Regions from separate parts of the Homo sapiens genome. Here all the other regions are linked to region 1. A link is a loop called in an ENCODE intact Hi-C map of the cell type or tissue named here. Cell type or tissue: CD4-positive, alpha-beta T cell. All regions are shown on one strand. Region 1 overlaps MAP3K4 (mitogen-activated protein kinase kinase kinase 4). Region 2 overlaps AGPAT4 (1-acylglycerol-3-phosphate O-acyltransferase 4). Region 3 overlaps LOC102724087 (a long non-coding RNA gene).

Evidence for each region. A loop is a pair of places that touch in the nucleus more often than their neighbours do. Peaks named below come from ENCODE experiments on the same cell type or tissue, not always from the same donor. Only the 100,000 strongest peaks of a DNase experiment are listed, where the experiment ranks them.
Region 2: a loop joins it to region 1, with 2.2 times the contacts of the local background. A loop is called at or near these places in 2 of 110 quality-filtered maps.
Region 3: it touches region 1 in a loop (2.5-fold over the local background); 10 of 110 quality-filtered maps call a loop at or near these places.

What each region holds. Positions count from the first base shown.
Region 1 is chr6:161,112,582-161,120,581 of GRCh38, forward strand. MAP3K4 (mitogen-activated protein kinase kinase kinase 4) reads left to right here. Exons shown (of 27, transcript NM_005922.4): 25 at 87-193; 26 at 2,542-2,721; 27 at 4,269-4,799. The coding sequence ends at 4,289. Among named protein-coding and RNA genes, the nearest start is that of AGPAT4-IT1, 45 kb to the right of the region's middle. RefSeq lists an enhancer at 2,928-2,997. In CD4-positive, alpha-beta T cell, no CTCF peak of the experiment used is centred here; a DNase peak (open chromatin) is centred at 4,940.
Region 2 is chr6:161,222,878-161,230,877 of GRCh38, forward strand. The region is part of intron 2 of AGPAT4 (1-acylglycerol-3-phosphate O-acyltransferase 4); the gene reads right to left. Among named protein-coding and RNA genes, the nearest start is that of AGPAT4, 47 kb to the right of the region's middle. RefSeq lists silencers at 259-501, 3,504-3,809. In CD4-positive, alpha-beta T cell, no CTCF peak of the experiment used is centred here; DNase peaks (open chromatin) are centred at 3,744 and 6,484; H3K4me3 peaks cover 923 bases; H3K27ac peaks cover 1,773 bases.
Region 3 is chr6:160,926,860-160,934,859 of GRCh38, forward strand. It overlaps LOC102724087 (a long non-coding RNA gene), which reads left to right. Exons shown (of 6, transcript NR_187757.1): 2 at 247-373; 3 at 1,004-1,157. Among named protein-coding and RNA genes, the nearest start is that of MAP3K4, 61 kb to the right of the region's middle. RefSeq lists an enhancer at 3,858-4,152. In CD4-positive, alpha-beta T cell, a CTCF peak has its summit at 4,002 (motif pointing right); a DNase peak (open chromatin) is centred at 4,012; H3K4me3 peaks cover 333 bases.

The DNA of each region.
Region 1 (8,000 bases):
ACAATATTAATTTATTGCTTGGCTCTATTAATACATGTTGATGTGTTTATAACCCATTACTCTCAACATATCTGTGACTTTTAAAGCATACATGGCACCTGAAGTCATCACTCGTGCCAAAGGAGAGGGCCATGGGCGTGCGGCCGACATCTGGAGTCTGGGGTGTGTTGTCATAGAGATGGTGACTGGCAAGGTAAGCGGAGCCCCCACACCTGGCGGAGCAACTTCAGAAGGGCACTGTGCATTAACAGAACAGTAGTTATGGATTGATTATTTATTACAAACACTGTGGACACTAAATAGCGAACGATATTAGATACAAAAATCTGATCCATCAAAAGATTAAGACAAATGACAAACCAGGAAACAAATATTTGTAAGATATCTGCCACAGAGAACTCTTATGAGTGAATTTAAGAAGCATAAACCTCTAATTAAAACACAGGGAAGCAAGCAGTTACAAAAAGCAACATTAAGTTGGAAACATGTCCACACAAAAACCCGCACATGAATGTTTACAGCAGCTTTATTCATAATTACCAAAACTTGGAAGCAACCAACATGTTCTTCAGTAGATTATTCATACAAAGGAGTATACTGAGCTTTAGATAAAAAGAAACACCCTGTCGAGCCACAGAAAGACATGGAGGAACCTTCAATGCATGTGGCTAAGTGATGAAAGATGCCAGTCTAAAAAGCCTGCACACTGAGCGATTCCATTTAACGACATTGGGGAAGAGGCAAAACCACAGGGACAGTAGAAAGATGAGTGGTTGCCAGGGACGTGGGGGAACAGAGAGACGAGTAAGTGGAGTACACAGAATTTTTAGGGGAGTAAACCTACTCTGTAGGATACACTGATGATAGATACATGTTAGTATGTGTATGTCCAAACCCATAGAATGTGCAACAGAGTGAACCCTGATGTAAACTATGGACTTCAGTTAACAGTAGTGCATTGACATTGGTTCATCAGTTCTAAAAAATGGAGCACACTAACGCGAACTACACATAGTAGAGGAAACTGTGGGACAGGGAGGGGGATATGGGAAGTCTCTGTACCTTCCAGTTAATTTTTCTATAAACCCAAAACTGCTCTAAAAAGATTGTCTGTTAACAAAAGAAAACATGAAAAGATGACAGCCTCATTAACCAGAATTATATATTTAAATTGAAATCATTTTTTTTTTTACTTAGCATATGAGTGACTTTTTTTTTTTTTTTTTTTTTTTTTGAGATGGAGTCTCGCTCTGTCGCCAGGCAGGAGTGCAAGTGGCATGATCTCGGCTCACTGCAACCTCCGCCTCCCGGGTTCAAGCAATTCTTCTGCCTCAGCCTCCCAAGTAGCTGGGATTACAGGCACCTGCCACCATGCCTGGCTAAGTTTTGTACTTTGGTAGAGACAGGGTTTCACTGTGTTGGCCAGGCTGGTCTCGAACTCCTGACCTCATGATCCGCCTGCCTCAGCCTCCCGAAGTGCTGAGTGACATTTTTAAAGATTGAGAATACTATCTTTTAGAGAGTATATAAAGAAACACACATGTTTTGGACAGAAATTCCATGTGGTAGGGCTGCTCCGGAGACATTTCCAATCTCTATCAAAATTTTAAATGTGCATAGCACTTAAACCAAGAAGTTTTCTGCTTCTGAAAATGTATCTTATGATGATAATATTAATGAGCAGTTATACAAATGTAAAAAGACACGCATGAACTGCACATGGTAGCTTACCGTACACATACAGTATTATAGCAAAAAAGTTAGAAACCTTCATTTCTAAGTTAAAAGTTAGTGTTAAGTTACTAGTAGGAAATCAGTTAATTATAATGTAGCTATGCCTTGCAGCTGCTGAAACAGATCACATATAAGTGCTCAGTAAATATTAGCTAGCATTATTTCTATTAGCATTAAAATAGAAAGGCAGTTGTGATATCTGTGTTATTCCAGTAAAGCCACACATAAAAGAACAGGTTCTCATATTGAAGAATACATATTGGCAATGACGAAACAATAGTTTAGAAATTAGAATGCCATACACACTTAGTTCCTTCCCCTGTGAATCTCATTTTTCATAGGATCATAATGAAATAAGCTTTGCACTAATGCAATTTTTATTTTTCAATAAGGTAGCATATTAACCATCCCTATAAGAGAATTGGGTTTTATAGACTTTTTTATGTCATTTTATATATTTTTTAGTTGCATGATGATGGCTTCTAGATACTGTTGGACTAAATAGTGCACCCCAAATGGAGTAGGCAAACTATGCTGGCCACCTGTTTTATAAATAAAGTTTTGTTGGAACAGTCATATTCATTTATGTGTTGTCCATAGCTGCTACCATGCTGCCATGAGATTAGTGAATAGTTGTGATAGAGATCATATGGCCTGTCAACCTAAAATATTGTTTGGCCCTTTCAGTAAAAATTTGCTGTCCCCTGATATATATTAATGATGAGATGCTTAAAAACAGACTGAACATTTGCGTTGTTTGTGGCTGTGTAATATTAAAATCTGATTTTTTAAAAACATCTTTTTTAGAGGCCTTGGCATGAGTATGAGCACAACTTTCAAATTATGTATAAAGTGGGGATGGGACATAAGCCACCAATCCCTGAAAGATTAAGCCCTGAAGGAAAGGACTTCCTTTCTCACTGCCTTGAGAGTGACCCAAAGATGAGATGGACCGCCAGCCAGCTCCTCGACCATTCGTTTGTCAAGGTTTGGCAGATTACTGGATAGTCTTTTTCATGTTTAAGTGTTTAAGTTCTGTTTTGCATCAAGACGTTAATGAAATTTTGAAACTTTAAAGTAGCTATATCTGAAGTGGAAAGGAACTAAATGTATTATTATGCCAGGGATTTTTGTATGTGTTTTTTCATTTGGAAAATGTTCATTGAGGTTCTTCCACTTGATCTGTTTTGATGGTGCATTTAAGATACACCAGAGACAGTAAAATGGACTTTTAGATGGGACTGGATGAAAGAGTTTCCACTCTTGAGAGTGTATAGTCTACTTGGAGGGTCAAGACGGTAATGACTAATCATTATACTGAGAGCTGTGATAATGGTATATAAGGTTACTCAGAAGAGGAATTTAATTAAGTCAGCCAATCTCAGTTCTTTTTTCTCTAGAATGAGGTACCTTAGTTGTTTAAGAGCCACAGCCAGGTCAGAAGTGGGGGAGGGGGCATGGAAGACAAAGTAAAGAAACTTGGAAACGCTCACCCTTCCGGGAGAGTGGGATGGTCACAGAGCCCTGTGTAGGTAGATCCTGGTGAACACAGGATGTGGACAAGGGCAGGAAGATAAGGCTAGAACAGTAACCAGGAGCAACATGAAGGAGTTTCCATTTTATTATAAACATAAATGATGACATAGAGTTTTAGAAAGATCACTCTAGAGGCAAAGGAATTGAGAAGGTTCTGATACAGCCAAGGGGTTGGGAGAGGGCGTTCCGGGTGAGTGAACAGCGGCATTTAAGAGTTAGAGTGCCGTGGCTGACCCCTGATTGGATGTGAAAGGTGAGTGAGGGGAGGAGTCTAGAGTGGCTCCCAGGTTTCTGGTTTGTGTCATCAGGTCACAGACTCTATTTGCCAGGGTAGGGAAAGAAGCAGCTGGGTGAGGGGTGGGTCGGGAGGTGGTGGGTCCTCTTTGGTGGATGAAGCTTGGGGTACATTTGGAGCATCTGCTTGGAGATTTCACATGGGCATTTGGATACCTGGGGCTGGCACTCAAGAGGGATTTTGGGTAGGGCACAGGTGTGGGAGACAGAAGTATTGCTGGGAGGGTCCACAGAGGACAAGGGGATGAGAACAGAGCCCTGGAGAAAAGAGCCTTGCAAGGGCCCTGCAGGAGAGAGTCCCTGGGAAAGGAAAGGAAGGGGCAGAAGAGTGGGGTGATGCTCTTATTGGTAAGTGGGAGTAAGGGGCAAGCAGCAGGATCAGCTATGGAGACATTAGGGATTTGTAATTAAATAACAATTTATGTCTTAGTTATGAAGTGCATAACAATTTATATTGACCTGAGAGTGCATATAGGCGTTTTAGAAAATGCTTTCATTAGTCAGTTCCCAGGCTTAACTTTAGAGCAGTAACTTACCTCTGCCATTGTTCATTACATTTCTTAAGCCTTGCCCTCTGTGCCCAGTACAGTGCTGGGAGCATCAGGATGAGTGGATGGGGCCTTCCCCGTAAGACTCATACTGCGCGTATGCACAAGCACACACCTGGCTCTGCAAGAGCTCAGCTCTCTCCTGCTTCCTCACAGGTTTGCACAGATGAAGAATGAAGCCTAGTAGAATATGGACTTGGAAAATTCTCTTAATCACTACTGTATGTAATATTTACATAAAGACTGTGCTGAGAAGCAGTATAAGCCTTTTTAACCTTCCAAGACTGAAGACTGCACAGGTGACAAGCGTCACTTCTCCTGCTGCTCCTGTTTGTCTGATGTGGCAAAAGGCCCTCTGGAGGGCTGGTGGCCACGAGGTTAAAGAAGCTGCATGTTAAGTGCCATTACTACTGTACACGGACCATCGCCTCTGTCTCCTCCGTGTCTCGCGCGACTGAGAACCGTGACATCAGCGTAGTGTTTTGACCTTTCTAGGTTCAAAAGAAGTTGTAGTGTTATCAGGCGTCCCATACCTTGTTTTTAATCTCCTGTTTGTTGAGTGCACTGACTGTGAAACCTTTACCTTTTTTGTTGTTGTTGGCAAGCTGCAGGTTTGTAATGCAAAAGGCTGATTACTGAAATTTAAGAAAAAGGTTCTTTTTTCAATAAATGGTTTATTTTAGGAAAGCTCAGTTATATTGTCTTTTAATGGTTAACACTTATGAGCCAACGCAGTATGATACAGAAGTCTGTCATTTTCACTCATCTGTTCCTCAAAAGGAGGAGCACAATCACGTGTGCTAAAGATGGTCACTGGGTTCGGCGTCTCTTTAGGATCGCCTCGCTGAAAAGCAAAGGAAATAAATGAAGCAACACTAATGACGTAAGGTGGTTCCTTTTAAGTAGTTTCTATTAACCAGCAAGTTTATAACAGATACAAGTTTAAGCCTTGTTATCACATGTTGGGAGTTCACTTTATTTTTAAACCAAGATGTTTAGGTGCTAGGTCAGTGTAATTACTGCTGAATGATCTGATGAGAAAGCATCTTTTTCAGAAGTAAACATTTCAGCATTTAGCTTTCCAAAACAGCCCAAATTATACATCATTGGTGTTTTTTTTGTTTTTGTTTTTGCTATTAAATTTTTTAAAAAGATTGACCATAGAGCTTCCTGAAATCTTTTTGGAAGATCACTGACTCTCACTCCTTACACATAGCCATTGACCCTGGGCAAGTAATTTCTCAAGCAGGTTTTGTATTAATCTTCCTTCAGAAGAGTAGATCCCTTCAGCCAAGAAGTTAATGTCCAGAGAATATTGGCATCACAAAAGGATTTATACAACCACTTAGAATTTTAAGACTTCTTAAAATACAGCTTTTTGAGTTATATTTTGCATAATATTTGAAGGGTACAATTCAGTAACTTTTAGTATAGTTACATAGTTGTGCAATCATCACCACAGTCCAATTGTAGAACATTCCCATAACCCCCAAAAGAAATCTCATGTCCATTTGCGGTCACTCCCCATTCTCACCCCTAGCCTTAGGTAACCACTAAACGATTTCCTATTTCTATAGATTTTCCTATTCTGGACATTTCATATACATAGAGTTTTATAATATGTGGTATTTTGTATCTTCTTTCACTTCGCATATTTCTGAGATTGATCCATGTTGTAGCGGGTTTCAGTACGTCCATTCCTTTTTATTACTGAGACTGTTAGACTGCCACACATTTATTTATCCATTTGCTAGTTGATTGGGTTGTGCCCACTTTTTGGTTATTATAAATAATGCTGCTTTGAATATTCCCATAGAAGTCTTTGTACAAAAATGTTTTCATTTTTCTTGGGAGTAGATTTGCTGGGTCATGTGGTATATCTATGTTCAACATTTTCAGAAACTTCCAAACTGTTTTCCAAAGTGGTACACCATCTTATACCCCCACTAGCAATGTGTGAGGGTTCCAGCTTCTCCATCCCCTCTCCAATACTTGCAATTGTGCTTTTTTTTTTTTATAATGTCCATTCTAGTTAATGTAAAGTAGTATCCTGTTTTGATTTGCATTTCCCTAAACTTCCAAACTGTTTTCCAAAGTGGTGCACCATCTTATACCCTCCGACTAGCAATGTATGAGGGTTCCAACTTCTCCATACCCTCTCCAATACTTGCAATTGTGCTTTTTTTTGATAATGTCCATTCTAGTTAACGTGAAGAGGTATCCTGTTTTGATTTGCATTTCCCTAATGATAGTGAACATCTTTTCGTGTGCTTGTTGGATATCTTCTTTGGTGAAACATCTATTCAAATCATTTTAAAATTGGGTTATTCATCATCTTATTATTGGTTTGTAATAGTTTTTTTATGTGTTCTGGATATAGGTCCTTACAGGACATATGATTTGCAAATGTTTTTTTTTCCCCAGTCTGTGGCTTGTCTTTTCATTTTGTTTTAACAATGTCTTTTGAAAAAGTACTATTTAAAAATTTTTTTTGAAGTCCAGTTTATCAACTTAGTCCTTGTTGCTTGTGCTCTCGATATCATATCTAAGAAATCATTGCCTGACCCAAGGTCACAAAGATTTACATCTATGTTTTTTTCTAAGAGTTTTGGAGTTTTAGCACTTACATTAGGCCTGTCATCTATTTTTGATTTTTGTGTATGATATCACATAAGGGTCCACATTCATTCTTCTGCATGTGGATATTTGGTCCAATATCATTTGTTGAAAAGGCTATTCCTTGTTGAAAATCAGTTGACCATAAATGAAAAGGTTTATTTCTGGACTTCCAATTATATTCCATTAATCTCTATGTTTATCTTACGCCATACTGTCTTATACCATCCTGTATTGGTTACTATAGCTTTGTATTTAGTTTTAAAAATGGGAAGTGTGCGTCCTCCAATTTTGTTCTTCTTTTTCAGGTTCATTTTGGCTATTTGGGGTAATTTGCATTTCCATATGAATTTTAGGATCATTTTGTCAATTTCTACATAAAAGCAAAACAAAACCACCTGTGATTTGGATTGGATTGCAAAGAATCTGTAGAACAACTTGGGGAGTATTGTTTTCTTAATCTGAAGTCTTTCAGTCTGTTAACACAGGATATATCTCCATTTATGTAGGTATTTCTTCAGCACTGCTTTGTGATTTTTGTCGTATACCTCTTGGACTTAAGTTTATTCCTAAGTATTATTTTTATTGCTACTATGGGTGAAAATAATAAATTCATTTCCAGATTGTTCATTGCCCCCCCTGATATATACATATGTGTGTGTGTGTGTGTGTATGTGTGTGCTCTCCACACACATACACACAGAGTACACACACACACATATATATATAGAGTGTGGATATATATACACACACATATATATAGAGTGTGGATATATATACACACACACACAATTGATTTTTATATGTTTATCTCTTATCCTACGCTGAATTCATTTTATAGTTCTATTAGTTGTTTTTGTAGGCTCCATAGGATTTTCTACAAATAATGCTTTCCATGAATAAAAAGTTTTACTTCTTCCTTTACATTCTAGACTCTAGATACCTTTCATTTCTTTTTCTTGCTTAATTGCACTGGCTAGACCTTCCAGTACAGTGTTGAATAGTGGTGATGAGAATGGACGTCCTTGTCATATTTTTGACATTTTTATCTTAGCTGGAAATTACTCATTCTTTCACCATTAAGTATGGTATTACACGTTTTTCATTAATGCCCTTTTTCCATTGGAGGAAGTTCGCTTCTATTTCTGGTTTGTTGAGAGCATTTTTGTCATGAATGGTGTTTTGTCAGATGCTCTTTATTGAGATGATTGTAAGGTTTTCTACTTTACTGTGTTGTAATATGGTATATTACATTAATTGATTTGGGGGTGT
Region 2 (8,000 bases), 110 kb after region 1:
TTCGGGTGCCTGGCTGCCTGAATAAACCCATTTAGCCACTTGGTGATGCCAGCATATGCTCCTGCCACCTACTGAACCACCTCTCCTCTTGCCAACATCTCACAATTCCCCTCATTCCTCAGCACCTGGCTTGTGATGCTGCTTCACGGGGACGTCGCTGCGCCCTGCACAGGATGGCTGGGCTGTCCCCTTCCCTGCACTCCCTGTGTACCTCCAGTCTAATCATCAACTCACTGCTCTACCATGCTGGGTCTATGAGCCTTCTCCACTAGACTGGGTCCCTACCAAGGACAGCAGCTGCACCCCTCTCATCTCTGTTCTCCAGGTGCTGACCCCAGTGCCTGGCCCCCTGGACTGAGCTTGGGTGCACGTTTGTTAAAGAATGCCTGCTGGGCGGCGACAGGCATTCTGCAGCGAATTAGCATGCACAGGTTTGATCCTAGCAGATGTTTGCTTAACATCATCCTTGGGTGTTAAAATAAAAACTTGCATAGCATTTGACATTTGCTTATTTCAAAGTGTGGTGGAAAAGGGGATTTTGGAATCTCAGCTCTCCTCCTCTCTGTTCGGCCTTAGGCAAGTCATCCAACCTCTCGCCTCATTTAACAGGTGAATTGCCTGTTCACATAGCGGTGTTATTAAATGAGGTAATGGCTAGGAAAGGTTTAGCACAATGCTTAATACATAATCAACACGTGACAAATGTAGCGAGTGTAATGACTGCAGCTGAAAATAGCTGTCCATTAATGAGTATGCTTCTCTTTTTATTCCATAGCCCCGTGGAGTGGCACCTCAGAGGCCACAGGTTTGAGAACACATCACTTACTACACTGACCAGTTGGACACATGGCCTCACCTCCAGAGCTTGGCTCCTCAAATGCAGGGCAGGGCTGGGTTGTGCCAAAGTGAAAGGCTCTCCACTCAAAGACCTCCTGGCCCCAATCTCTGCTCCATCACTTCCTGTGTGACCCTGGGCAAGTCACTTAAACTCTCTGTGCCTAACTACTCAAAACAGTTCCTGGAACAGTAAGTGCTCAGTAAATACTAGCTGGCTAAAAGTTCATAGAATAAAAAGGCAGAATCAGGAAGTGTTGTTCCTCTTAGCCTGCACGGATCGTGATTCTTTTATTTTTCTCCCATCTATCATTCCAGTATCATGTAAATTCAGATACTTAAATTCTTTAACTTGATAAAGAATTTTAAGTGAGATCTAAATTAAAGCAATTTCTGGATTGCTTCTGCTACATTCCATTTGGCATGCTGACTTGCTAACCTGATATGGTCTTTTGTTGTTGCTTGTTTGTTTGTTTGTTGTCCTATACATAAAGCTTTACTAAGAGAGGAGAAAACAGAACAAGGTCCATTTGTGCCCAAACATGGGATGGATGGATGGTTCTGTCCTGTTAATGCTGATTAGTATAACATGTGGCAAGTAGAACCGTTTTGTAAGAGATTATGATAAGATCTTTAGAAAACCAGACTGCAGCCAGATGTGGTGGCTCACTCCTGTAATCCCAGCACTTTGGGAGGTCGAGGTGGGAGGATCACTTGAGGTCAGGAGTTCAAGACCAGCCTGGGCAACATGGTGAAACCCCATCTACTAAAAATATAAAAATTAGCTGGGCACGGTGGCACCTGTCTGTAATCCCAGCTACTCGGGAGGCTGAGGCAGGAGAATCATCTGAGCCTGGGAGGCAGAGGCTGCAGTGAACCGAGATTGGCCACTGCACTCCAGCCTGGGTGACAGAGCAAGACTCCTTCTCAAAAAAAAAAAAAAAAAAAAGAAAGAAAACCAGACTGCAAGCTCTCTGAGGGCAGGACAGTAGCTGCCTTTGCTTCCCACTATTTCCCAAGTACCAAACGCAATGCCTGACACATATTAGGTGCTGAATACTTCTTGAATAAATCAGAAAATGACTTAGATGTAAAAGTAACATCTTTGTTGCTTGATTCAACATAGCTTACTCATTTCATTGGTCCAGTTATAGATTCTGTTAGATATGAGTTCTAAATTTCTTTTCAAAGAATCAATATGTCAGTATGTTCAATTCTTTGCCTTCTACTTTTAATCTTAACTTCCTCGTAAAGCAACCTGTTTCGATTACCTGCTCCACCCTGACTCATTCCAATTACGTGCTTCACCCTGACTCCTTCCAACTACCTGCTCCACCCTGACTCATTCCGATTACCTGCTTCACCCTGACTCATTCGGATTATTACCTGCTCTACCCAGACTCATTCGGATTACCTGCTCCACCCTGACTCCTTCCGATGACCTGCTCCACCCTGACTCATTCCAATTACCTACTCTACCCTGACTCATTCTGATTCCGTCCCCTGTCATAACCATTTTTCCCGCCAAACCACTCACCCCGTCACTCTCTTTAAATTAGCCAATCAGAATTAGTTTAACCTGTGCAGTCTAACCCTAGCCAATAGGGGAAGGACACAGCAGCAGGGGCCATGGGCTTCAGGGATAAGAACCCCTTCCCCTCTCTTGTCCAAGTGTGCACTCACCATTGCTCCATCTGTAAGGGTGCACCCTTCTATAGAAGTAACTTGCCTTGCTGAGAATTAAAAAGAAAATTTTATATTCGAGTGCTATTTCTTTTGCAGCACCGAAACTTTATTTATAACAATTCCCTGTCACTTCCTGAGGTCTCCCAGGAGATACACCCCTTAGAACTAGAAAAGAAAAGAAGGAAGGTTGCTTTTCGTCAGTTTCTGGAAGCAACCCCGCTAGCCCATCACTGGTGGAAGCAGAGGGATCTCGTGATGTGGAGCCGTCAGGGTGTGTGACTCCAGGTGAAGTCAGGCAGTGTTTGCTTGTTTCAGCTGTGCAGCGTGGACACACTTCAGAAGTAAAAGGTACCCGCAGGTGACAGAGGAAAAAGAGGAAAAGGTTGTCCCAACAGATAAACTCGTGGGCCGCTTGCTCAGTCCAGGAGGCAGGGCTTTGCCTTTGGGTTAGAATCTTAGAGCCACAGGCAGAAGGAGGCCTAGGCGGGTCTGAGAGGCTTTAAATTCCCTTCATCATGGGTCACGGGTCTTTTAAATTCCTTTCCATCCGACTTGACTCGCCAAAGCCACTGTTGTTCAGCTACTCTGAAGGGAGAGATGATCAGTTTTAGGATCATGTCCACCTACAGCCGGTTACTGAACCCTCTTCTGGGAAGGCGATCACCATCTGGGAACTGATAAGGATGACTCTTTGGACCTTCAAAGAGGGGACCCAAATTTGAGGCTGTGTCCTCCCAGCAGAGGTAGCCAGTAGGTCCTGCCCAACTCCACATTTTGACAGGCTCAAAGGCAGTGATATGAAGGGTTAGGACAGGGGCCACTCAGGGACACTCCCTTTCTGACATCTTGGAGCTGAGTAACTACCTATCAGGACAAGTGAAGGAGTCAAAACCTGTTTGGAACTCAAAGAGTGAAAACTCCTGCTTAGATTGAATTGAAATGAGAAAAAGCAGCCCTGTCATTAATCAGGCAGGGAGGAGAAGCATAGAGGAAGCCGGCTGCAGAGTTAGCAGAACAAACTGCTTCTCTCAAGGTCATGCAGGGGTTGGAAAAGCCACAGCGACACTCTCTTTGGGGGATCAACAGCTTTCTTATCGAGAACACCACAGACTTCCCTTGTATTTTCATTTGTGGGGTAGGGGGTGGCCCACACCCAGTTGTTGCCTGGTCAAGTTGACAAACATCAGGAAGCTGCCGCCCTCCATCTTCTCTCACTTCTCAGAGAGTCAGAAAGGCAGCCAGGCAGGGCTGGAGAGCTAGGTTCACTTTGTATAAAATTTTAACACATAGAATGAAAGCAGATGATAGCACATTGATGTGGCCAGGATTCCCCACAGAGAGGTTACCATAGAGGAGGCTCCTGAGAGGCCACCTTGCCTTCCCTGTGCTGCCGGGCAGGAGGGTCTGCAGGCAGAAGGAGTTTCCCCAGCCCAGCAATGACAGCAAAATGAAAGTGCTGGCCCAGCACCCACAGCATCATCCTGAGGCCATCAGAATGACAGCTGACCTCCCTCGGGGGAGCTCCTAGGCAAAGCAGGGAAGAAGAAGGAAGAAGGAATAGAAGAAGGAAAGATTGTTTTGTTTTACAGTTTGAAAATACAATGTGCAAAAAGTACTTTATGCATAAGGAGGGGGAAATTCAAATTCAGGCCTCACCTAGCAGGTCAGCTAGCAGTCACACACCTGGAGACAGTTTCCAGTGCTGGCAGAAAAGTGAATCAGTCTGCTAGTGTCTGGGATTAGAATGGCATACACAGGAAAGCCCACAAAATCAGCAGGTCGTATACCTTTCAGGGTGGAGATTCAGAAACACCGGCCTCTAGTAGGTCTCCTTTTATGACTCATGTGCCAAAGACTGCTCTGTCCCACTAGGTTGTCTTGTTAGGTTTTCAGACCTACCTGGTGACACCTTGGTCAATAAGCACATGAACAGATTCAAAATTGAGGCACCCTTACCCAGAGGAGGTGCTAAAGCACAAGCCCCCAACCCAGATGGAAGACCTGACTGCCTTTTTGCCCCAAGGCTCGGCTGGGTGGAATATCTGCTTCCTCTCGGGAAAGTAGAGTTGAGGACTCCCATTCTCCGTGGTCGTTAATTTCAGACAGGTTCTAGTAATCACATGACTTGCTCTGCAGTTTCTCCAGCAACTCGGAGCTCCCAACCCTCTTGCACGCACAGCCCTTGCTGCCGCTGTTCCTGACCTGTTACCAGGCCCTGATCCCATCTTCCAGATAGGAGCAGACCAACTTCTGCCAGGCCTCCTGGCCACTGCCAAATCCCTTCTCGAGTAGCAAATCTGAAGTGACTTACACATCCTGAAGTATGTTACAAATGTTTATTATTATTCCAGCGAGAAACAGATATCATTTTCACCACTACACGCAGTAGTGTTGTAAGAGGCAATATAGAGCTCACTCTCCTTTTTTGAGCGTTACACAAATACAGCGGCAAACACTCATCAAGTGTGGGATGCGGTGGGGGTGGTGAAAGGAAGTAACAACTTCCCAAGAGGAAAATAAAAAATTCTAAACCCTTTATTAGAAAACTATTGGAATCTTGGTCAACTCTATTCCATCCCCTTTACTTCAAATGTAGCTGAGTGTGTTGAAGTTACCTGTCCAAGTGATGAACCAATGGGAAGAAAGATCAAGACACCCTCGCCACCACCGGTCCCCCTGACTCTTCCTCCTCCCCTGGACACAAATTCCAATTTCAATCCTAAATTTGATGTGCTTTAAGGAATTTCTAAAGCACTTTCAGACGGAGTATCTCATTCTGCATTATGAAGCAACCATTGTAATTGGCCCTGTTATTTGGACTCAGAGAGTTTCTGTGGCTCGCCAAAGGTGACGCAGCCTGTAGCAGGGGAGGCAGGATGTGTAATTTTGCAGGCTGGTGCTCCAAATTCTCACTCCCTTCTTGCCACCATGTGGCCTTCCCCATTCAAGGAAGATGTGTAGCTGTGCATCCAACAGCCGTTTAAAACCATAAGCATCACAGTCCAGGAATATTCAGTGGCAGGCTCCAGCTCATAGAGCCTGTTCACAGCAACACTGAATTTGGACGCAGGGCGCCAGGGCTGGGGGTGTGGGGTGGTGGTGTCCACTGTGTTTCATTTCATTTTACTGGCCCTTTCCAGGACAATTAGGTCACTGGCAATCCTTCCCACCCCCTGCCTTTTTTTTTTTTTTTTTTTAACCCTGACATTAATAGATTCTCCTAATCTTTCTGTTTTGTTTTGAAACCCACAATGTCAGAGAGGTAAAAAAAAAAAAAAAAGCCAGTCTTGGCCACCTTTCCCTAGAGATTAAATGGCATATCCTGCTTAGTGGAAAGGCAATGAAATTCTACCCTTCACCCCACTTCTTCCAACTTTCTTCCTTCTTTTTACCTAACGAAGCCGGCTCCATCCTCCCTTCCTCCTTCAGCATGCCAAGCCAGCCTGACTTGGCCTTTCCTGCCTACAAATCTAGGCAAAAATAAGACAAAGCAACCCTCTAAAAATCATCCATCGAGATTACATTACTTTCAAGTTGTTATTTATGAGGTTGGTTGCTGCCACTAGAATAAAATTCTCTGCTCAGTGTCTCGGTGTGTCCTGCTGTTAGCCAAGCTGTCTTTACTGCTTGTTTTGTCTCTATTTGTCTTTTGTATCAGCATGGCCTTTTGCATGAGAGCTTTACCACGCCAGGGCTGGTAACTGCTTTGAACTTACTTGGTAACACACCAAGCTCTTAACAAATATTTAATGAGAAAAGAGACAAAGCCATAGCTCTGCTAGAGGAAAGCGAACACAGAGATGGAAGGGCTCCGTGTCTCAAGGAAACATTTTTTTCTGCCGTTTCCTTAGAAAATCAGCTGCAAATCATGAATGCTGATGACTGTCTAAGCTCAGAGTGACTCATACACCAGAAGACACAATTAAAGCCATGAACAGTTTCTATCTTAACTCAGAGGGAAGCAGAGGAGAGTTACAGCATAGACGCTGCAGAGTCATCTGCTAGTTAAGCTGCTGAATTCCCCACAAACTGTCTCCTCCTCTGGCTGATCAGTGGCCCAGCAAGGCTTCCTAAACACTCTTTTTACATGGCCTTGGTTACTGTGAAATAATTGACAGAGGAAGTCTGTCAATTATTTAGAGCAAGGAAAAGGAACCAGGAAAAGCGAACAGCCCTGCTAACACCTATGGGGATACCAGAAACGGAGAATCCTGGCGAGGATTCTCTCAAACCTGGGGATAGTTTGCACTGGCTTATCACCATGAGGTGCCCACGAGCCACCCAGGATCATCACCCTCCCTTTCTACTGTATTCTCTTTTTCCAGTAGCCAGGACTCCTCCTCTAGAGGGAGGAATCTTCCCTTCCCGCTTCGGATTGTTTAAAAATGCTTCCACTATCGCTTGGCCCAAAGCCCTAGGAAGCCTTCCTCCGGGGACATAGGCAAAGGTCATTGCTGGGGTGCATCTGGATGGAGGTGCTTCCTCTGGGGAAGAAGGCACAGAGCATCACTGGGTATACCTGGATGGAGGTGCTTCTAGGTCCTTCAGTGACATTAGACTACCTACCCTTCATTGCACCCGGCATTGAGATGCCAGTTGTCTTAGATGGTTAATTCTTGAGTTTCATTTGGAGTTTGTTCTAAATAATTTAATTAATTTGTGATGGATAAAAATCTGCCTTGCTTTCTGAATTTGTTGCCCATCTTAATTTCCACCAGAAACAAATACACTAATGCATCCTGAGAAAAATATCTCCACAATCCTGCCATAAACTTAGCAAGTCTTTACCATCAATCAAAAAAAAATATAGTACTCTTGTGGACTCTGATTCCAAATCCTGTTTCTTATTTCTTAACTCCAAATGAGAAATCCAATTCGTAACCATCCACTTGAAATTTGGGTAGGGGTTATGACAGTAGAAACATACAGGATTTCACACTGCAAACTAACAGATTTTGGAATCTCCATAGGTGTATGCAAGTCACATAAATGCAGGTTTCAATGAAAAAGCGTAATCAGTATTGCTTTGTTAAATTTAAATTCTGCTTAAATAGAGACCAACTGCTAGAGGGTAAAAAGACATTTAAAATTATAAACATCTTTTAAATCTCAGTCAACTGTCTCCTTTCCCTTGATTACACAAACTTATCTCTCTTCAAACAGCTACAGTTCCTGTCCAAATCATCTCCTACTGTCTCTGCCCTGTTTGGACAAGTTTTTCCTTTTTCTATACCACCGTAGAAGGGTACATACTTGGAGACCAATGTTGAGTGAAGTCTATGACAAGGAAAAGTACATTGTATCATATTGGATTGAATTGGTGGTTGTACCCAACAGGCCAGAGACAAATAGACTAAAGTTGCTGTTTTACAATTATAACTCAATCTTAGGATCTTATGAACACTTTCAAGACATATTTCTATAAAGCATTGTAATACAAGACATGGAAGCTCTTGCACTCAAACTATATCCAAAATAGT
Region 3 (8,000 bases), 190 kb before region 1:
CTTTGGAGGTGATGAGGGTTAGATCAGCTCATGAGGGTGTGGTTCCTATGATGGGATTAGTGCCCGTAACGGAAGAGGAAGACAGCAATCTACACACATACACTCACACACCCCGTCCCTTTCCCTCCTCGCAGAAGCCGAGGAGATGCCATGTGAGGGTGCAGCGAGGAGTTGGGCTGTCTAAAAGCAAAGAAAGAGATTGCATCAGACACCGCATCTGCTGACACCTTGTTCTTGGACTTCCAGCTTCCAAAACCGCGAGAAATAAATGTCTGTGTCTAAACCCCAACCCTACCACCTCAACTGCCGTGTGTGGTGTTTTGTGATGGCAGCCCCAGCTGACTGAGACACCTGGTTAGACCGGAATAAGCAGGTGAGGAGTACTGGGGGAGGGGTGAGAGAAGAAACTAGACTGGGCCAGATGACTGGGGGAGGGGAGACTGCCTTGCTAAATATTGTGCATTTTAACCCAAAGGCCATGACAAGCCACCAAGGCAGGGTATGCCACAAACTTGGGGAGCCCCAGACACCTTGGAAAAGACAATGTCATTTGTGGAGAAAATGCCCCCCCCCCCACACACACACACTTTTCAAAGATCATCTGACCTTTATGAAAGAATAGGTCCTCTGGTTCTTAGTGTTAGAGCTCAGTAAGCAAAGGTGGTTGCTTGAATTTGTAAAAGCCCTTTTTTGAATCCAACAGTACCTGAGTCCCTTAAGAGTGGCCAAAGAAGAAAGAATCCACTGAGTTGACATTCCAGTTCAGTAAGTTGTAGGGACATTGTTTCGAAAGAATCTGCAGGCAAGGGAACACCAACCCGTAACTCACCTCAAGCCCAGTCCTTTCCAGAACCTTTGCCTGTCTGTGAGCAGTGATGGATTATTGCAAATGTTGTTTAGTTTCATTTGACCTACTTTGCAAAACCAAGTTTCAATATATGAGTAACTGTGGGAGCTAAGGCCACTGCATTTGATCTCTCTGAATATCCTTTCTACCCACCAGGCTGCAATCGGTAGCAGTCACCATTGAACATCCTTGAAGCAATTCTTCCAAAATTACCTTGCATCAAAGACTGCACAAGAACTGCTCTAAGCGGAAGGACTGATGTCGGCAACCAGGGTTCCACCAGGGGCTGCAGACAGCCCTTGACCTTCAGGTGGGAAGGTGTCACTGAGTTCAGACCCTCTGGCAATCCCTAGCTATCAACATTTTGATAAGAAAATAAGTGGAAAGGTAAAATTAGACAAAGACATTATTACCTTAGAGGACAATTAAGCATTGGTGGCTAATCTAAACATATCCTTACAATTTTTATTTTAGTACTAGCTATGATTTATTGTAGGTTTTCCATCTGTGCCAGGCACTAACAGCACTATGAATTGCCTATACCACGCTACAATCACCAGATTTTTCTCTTTTATTATTACCACTTATAGATCAGGACATTGAAACTCATTTGCCCAAAGTATGCCAATGGAAATTGGTGGAGCCAGGTTCTAACCCAAATATCTAGGTCTTAAGTGATTACTTTTAACCACTGTACTGCAATTTACTACTGGGAGGAGGAATAATAATATCTATACTTGATTGATTAATGCCTACATACTAATCACTTTACTAAGCTCTTTTTTAAATGTTTCATTTCATTTGTAATTGACACATAGCAATTGTACATATTTATGGGGTTCAGTGTGATGTTTCAGTGCATGGATATATTGTATAATGATCAATTAGGGTAATCAGCATATCTATCACTTTAAACATTTATCCTTTCTTTGTGGTGAGAAAATTCAAAATCTTCTCTTCTAGTTATTTTGAAATATACAATATATTATTATTAGCTATAGTCACCCTAGTGTGTAATAGAACACCAGAATTTATTATTTCTGTCTAACTGGAATTTTGAAACCATGGACCAACTTCTCTTCTCTCCCCAACTACCTTCCTCGTCCTCTGGTACCACTATTCTACTCTAATTATATGAGATCAAGCTTTCAAAAAAAAATGCTTGTCAACAAATAATAATTGTACATATTCATAAGGTACATAAGATGTTTCAATACATATAATGTATAGTGATCAAATCAGGGTAATTAGCATATATGTCATCTCAAATGTTTATCATTTATTATATATTTGTGTTGGAAACATTCAACATCCTCCTTTTAGCTATTTGACACTATTCACTATACTACTGTTGACATTCTACAGTGGTGTAGAACACTAGAACTATTCCTCTTTTCAAGCTGTAATTTGTAGCCTTTAACAACTCTCTCCCTATCCCTCCCTTCCTGGGACCCTTCTCAGCCTCTAGTATCTTCTGTTTACTTTTTACTTCTTGAGATCAACTTCTTTTAGCTGCCACCTATGAGTGAGAACATACAGTGTTAATCTTTCTGCTCCTGGCTTGTTTAACATAATGTACTCTAGCTTCATCCATGTTGCTGCAAATAATAGGATTTCATTATTTTTTATAGCTGAATAGTATTCCATGGTATGTATATGCCACATTTTCTTTATCCATTCATGTGTGGTCAGACAACTAGGTTGATTCCATGTCTTGGTTATTGTGAACAGAGCTGCAATAAACCCGGGGCTGCAGATGACTCTGTGATATAATGATTTCCATTCTGTTGGATAAATGCCCCGTAGTGAGATTGCTGGATCATATGGTACTTCTATTTGTAGTTTTTTGAGGAACCTCCATACTGTTCTCCAGAGAGATTGTACTAGTTTAAATTCCCACCAACTGTGTAGAAAAGTTCCCTTTTTTTCTGCATCCTCACCAGCATGTGTTATTTTTTGTCTTTCTGATAATAGCCATCCTAACTGGGGTGAGCTAATACCTCATAGTGGTTTTGATTTCCATTTCGCTGATGATTAGTGATATTGAGCACATTTTCATATATTTGTTGGACATTTGTATGACTTCTTTTGAGAAATGTCTGCTCAGATCATTTGCCCGTATTTTAACTGCATTGGTTTTTTGCTGTTGAGATGTTTGAGTTCCTTGTATATTCTGGATACTACTCCCCTGTCCAATTAGTAGTTTACACAACACTAGGCACCATACCAGGTTCTTTACACAGGTTATTTCATTTACTCCTCACTCCAACCCTATGAGGGAGGTGCTATTGCTACTACTCTCATTTTACCCACAGAGAGTTCAGCAGAGGTTCATAACTTCCCCAAAGTCACACAGCTTTTGTGGCAGATGGAGCAGGGTTGGATGCCAGAGCCAGGCCCTCTAGCCCCACGCCTCGCTGCTGCAGGAGCCCGCCCATCTGCAGTCACTGCCACAGGCATCAATGGTAGTACCCAGATTAAGGATTTATTGAGCACCTACTGTATTCACAGAACTCTGATCAGTCTGAAAGCCCAAGCAATGAAGCAAACAAAGCCAAGGAATGATAGAAATCACAGAGTTCAAACCAGAGTCTAGGGCCTGAAGTGCACAGCATGGGCCAGGTTAAAGTGAATGAAACATTCCTATTTTGATCCTTTTCATTATTTATCATTCATACCCATAAATACCTTTAAGGGGATTAGTTTTAGTTGCAAAGTGAACAACAAGTAGGCAACAAATTAGCTCTTCCAACATTTTCTTCTCCTGAAAAGGCTCTTTGAAAGCCCTGTTTTGCAGAAACTTGCTCCTTTTGCATGACGGGTAAATCGTAGGAGACCTGGTAGATTATGCTACAAACTTAATGTGGAAAGGTTGCTTCATCCAAGATCCTGGAGTTTTCGTAGACATTGTCCTGATACTTCCCCTTGGGCAATACCAGCGCCTGCAGGCAACAGCTCTGACGCACTTAAGACTTAAATACTACCCACAGAAGTGCTGGCTTGGCTGGGAAAACCTTTTGCTAAATAGAAGAACAACATTTTTTTTTCTTTTCTGGAATTTGCAAACAGCATTTATTCTCAGCCTTGCCTTCCAAACGTTCCAATTGGACATTGCTGGGCAGCGTGGAAGCAGAAGCGAACGTCACCCAGGCCGGCAGGGGGCGGCACACCCCACACTTCGCTGCGCGCCCTCGCCTCCTTGGGAGGGAGTGTCCAGCTCCCAAAACCTGTCGTGGGTTTTGTCCCAAGTGACTTCAGCCAGCAGATGGTTCAAGTCCTGAGGCTGCAAAATTCGGGGTGGAAGGAGTGGGGCGTAAGGCTGAGAGTGGGGAGAGCAATCCAGGGGCGCCAGGGTGGGAGCCGCAGCGGGCCCGCGGCCGCCCGGAGGACACTGATGCTTCTGGAGCTCGCGAAGGGTCCCCCGCGGGAGAGGAACAAGGCCGCTTGCGCTCCGCAGAGGCGCAGGCACGGGGCTGGGGCCCGGGGCGGGGGCGCGGGTGGGCGGACCCCTCCCGCAAGCCCATGATGGCCAGGCCAAGGCCGCTGGGAAAGGCAGGACGCTCGCCCATGCGCTGCCAGCTGGGCTTTTCTCCTTCGCCCGCCCTGTGTTCCAGGGCGCGACCCCGTTCGGTCCAGCCGCTGGCTCCGGGGCTGAACCCCAGGTAGGTGGGTCGGAGCCCCTGAGAGAACTGGGGCTTGAGGGCGTTTCTGCTTCCAAGCGCAAGCACGGGGAGCCCTGATGCTCCAGCCCCTGGACACTGGATTGGAAACTGGCAAGGGTAGGAGATGTTTTGCAGGAGGCCGCCCTCTGTCTTCCTCTGTTCTAACACCTGCTGGACACAGGGAATCCTGATACCTGTATTTTTTACCAGAAAAAAATTCTAACAGCAGAAAAGTCAATGTGATGGGTTACGCCTCCTTAACGTGCCCCATTTGACCTTGTAAGCTTCCTTCCACAGGCTGACCTTGTTTTGTGCAATCAGTGTGATCTTTTGTCAGCTATGCAAAACAGTTTTTGTTTACTGAATCTGGTTTAAAAGGCAAGAAGTTGCTTCCCATAGGGCACTTTGATCCTTGGTGTAGGGCACTTTGATCCTCGGTGGAAAGGGATGTGTATGCCTTGAAACATGGAGAGTCACATGCGATGCTTGGTTTTGTGTAGAACTAACATGAGATAATCTTTTCACTGGTTTTCAGAATTGTGGAGAATTCACTTAGGAAAATAAGCATGTGTATCAATGGATGACTAATATGGACATGTACTTTAACTGATTTCACAGAAGCAGTGCTCCTGATATTTTGAGACACTAATTTTATTTGGTTCTTCTTTACCATATGATCAATTAGCTGCTTACCTCATAAGTTACAGAGGGAGAAGGTACTTCCTGTTTTCTCTTTATATCTCTTGTCCCTTATTTAAAGAAGCAATAGGGCACGTGCAGTGCCTCACTCCTGTAATCCCAGCACTTTGGGAGGCCAAGACAGGAGAACTGCTTGAGCACAGGAGTTCAAGACCAGTCTGGGCAACATGGCAAGACCTCATCTCTACAAAAAATACCAAAAAAATTATCCGGGTGTGGTGGCCGCACGCCTGTAGCCCCAGCTACTCGGGAGCTGAGGTAGGAGGATGATTGAGCCCAGGAGGACAAGGCTGCAGTGAGCCAAGATTGCACCACTGCACTACAGCCTGGGCAGCAGAGCGAGAGCTTGTGCCAAAAAAAAAAATATTTTTTAAAAAAAGAAGTAATAAAGGAGAAATCTTTTTGCTACGTTTAACTTATCCTCCACTATTCTAAAGTTTAAGCTTCAATAATTTATAAGTACAGTGACATTAACACTTTAAAGTTAGCTGATATGCTGATATGCTTAAAAACTGGAAAATATTTCAATTTTAAAAAATTCTAGGTGGGGTATGGTGGCTCATGCCTGTAATCCCAGCACTTTGGGAGGCTGAGGTGGGTAGATCACTAGGTCAGGAGTTCGAGACCAGCCTAACTAACATGGTGAAACCCCATCTCTACTAAAAATACAAAAATTAGCTGGGCATGGTGGCACGCACCTGTAATCCCAGCTACTCAGCAGGTTGAGGCAGAGGAATCGCTCGAACCTGGGAGGCGGAGGTTGTAGTGAGCTGAGATCATGCCGCTGCACTCCAGCCTGGGTGACAGAGACTCGGTCTCAAAAAAAAAAAATTCTATTCCATCTAGTAATTGACGCATATGATACATATGCATACATGTGTAAAAGTGTATATCTATTCATATGTATATGAAATAGGTATATTATACATTGTACTGAGTTTATACTTTTATTGGCCTTTTTGACTTTAAAAGTGGGTTATACAGACCTGTGAAACAAGCAGCAAAAATGAAAACACTGCACTTTTGTGTGATTCCGTAAACACACAAGAATAGTGGAGGTCAGGATCCATGCTGCTGGCCAGGCGTTAAGTTGGCGTTATCAATAATCACTGTAGTCTCTGTGGGTGCTGATGAATCTGAATTCCCCACATGTCGTGCCTTGGGAATTGCTCCTTTGACTAGATTACTGTTTTGAGGTTGACGCTGTTGTGTTTCTTACAAGAGTAGAAAACAAGTGCACAAAAATGGATTTAGGTAAGTGGAAATTTAATGCAGTCACAGCAGTGCCCCACACAAACAAAGTGATCTACAAATGTAGCCTTGATAAGGGTCCCTCGCTAGGCCAGTCGTCACCTACTCCCTCTGCTGGATGACAGCCCTCCGGTATCTGCACTCAGCTCCCACGTTCCTGGAGCTTCTCTTCTCAGACTGCGCAGCGCCCAGAGCTTCAGGTCTCTCCATATCCTTCATCAACACCTCCTGAAAGCGTGAGACCTTGGAGAGGCCCATGTCCTCCAGGTGTGGCCAGGAGAGCTGAGACAGAGCCCTGGGGTCCTTTCTTATCAACCCTTGTTTGGGTGTTCTATTTCTGTTAATCCTCCAAATAGTCATTTTAAAAAATACCATTCATTTTAAACCGGTAGCTCAGCTGTCCTGTGTAAGCTCCACACCCTCAACTCTATAGCTGATTACGTAGTTCATTATTAAGCTAATTTAAGAAATGTTAAATATATGAAAAAGTACAGAGGGAGCAAACATTGAAGCAACTTACCAACTTTCCCACAACCTGCAGTTAACAATTGTGAACATTTTCTCCTTTTAACTTTTCCCCAGTCCCTGGAACTTTCTGGCTCATCCTCTCTTCTCTAACCCAGTCTCCCTCAGCCACAATCATGATGAAGTGTGTACTCATCCAACCTGTTTTGGAACATTTAAAAATTCTTTTAATTAGTTTTTAAAAGTCAACTTTATATATGCTCATAGTTTAAAGAGTCAAAAAGTTCTATAAAAAAGCTTGAATTTCCTTCTCCCCAGAGGCAAACACTTCGACTCTTTAAACTGATCCTGTTGGCATTTACCTTCAAATCTCTAAATAACCTTCTGACCCTGGTACTTCTTTTTTCTCTTTTAATCATTACCTATGGACTTCCCACCCTGCAATATTAGGATTTAATTCTCTTTAATGTACCATCAACAATATACCACACACACACACACACACACACCATACATACACTGTGTGCACACATACCGCACACACCACACACCTCACACAACACACCACACACCCACAACACACCATACACCATGTACACACACAGACCACACACAGATCACCCACCACACGCTGCACACACACACCGTACATACACTATGCACATACACCATGCTTACACCATGCACACACATCATATACACACCTCACACATACCACAAATCCATAACACATATACAGTCACACCATGCACACCACACAGCATGCACACACACACCACACCCACACAGTATGCACACCCTACTTTTCATTGTTTGAGGAACCTCCATTCTGTTTTCCATAATGGCCACAATTTACATTTCCCCCAACAGTGTGCCAAGCTTCCCTTTTCTCCGTATCCTCACCAACACGAGTCATCTTTTGCCTTTTTGATAATAGTCATTCTAGTAGGTTTAAGGTGATATTAGAGTGTAGGTTTTTCTTTTGTTTTGTTTTTTATTTTTAGAGATAGGTCTTACTCTGTCACCCAGGCTGGAGTGCAGAGGTGCGATCATAGCTCACTGTAACTTCAAACTCC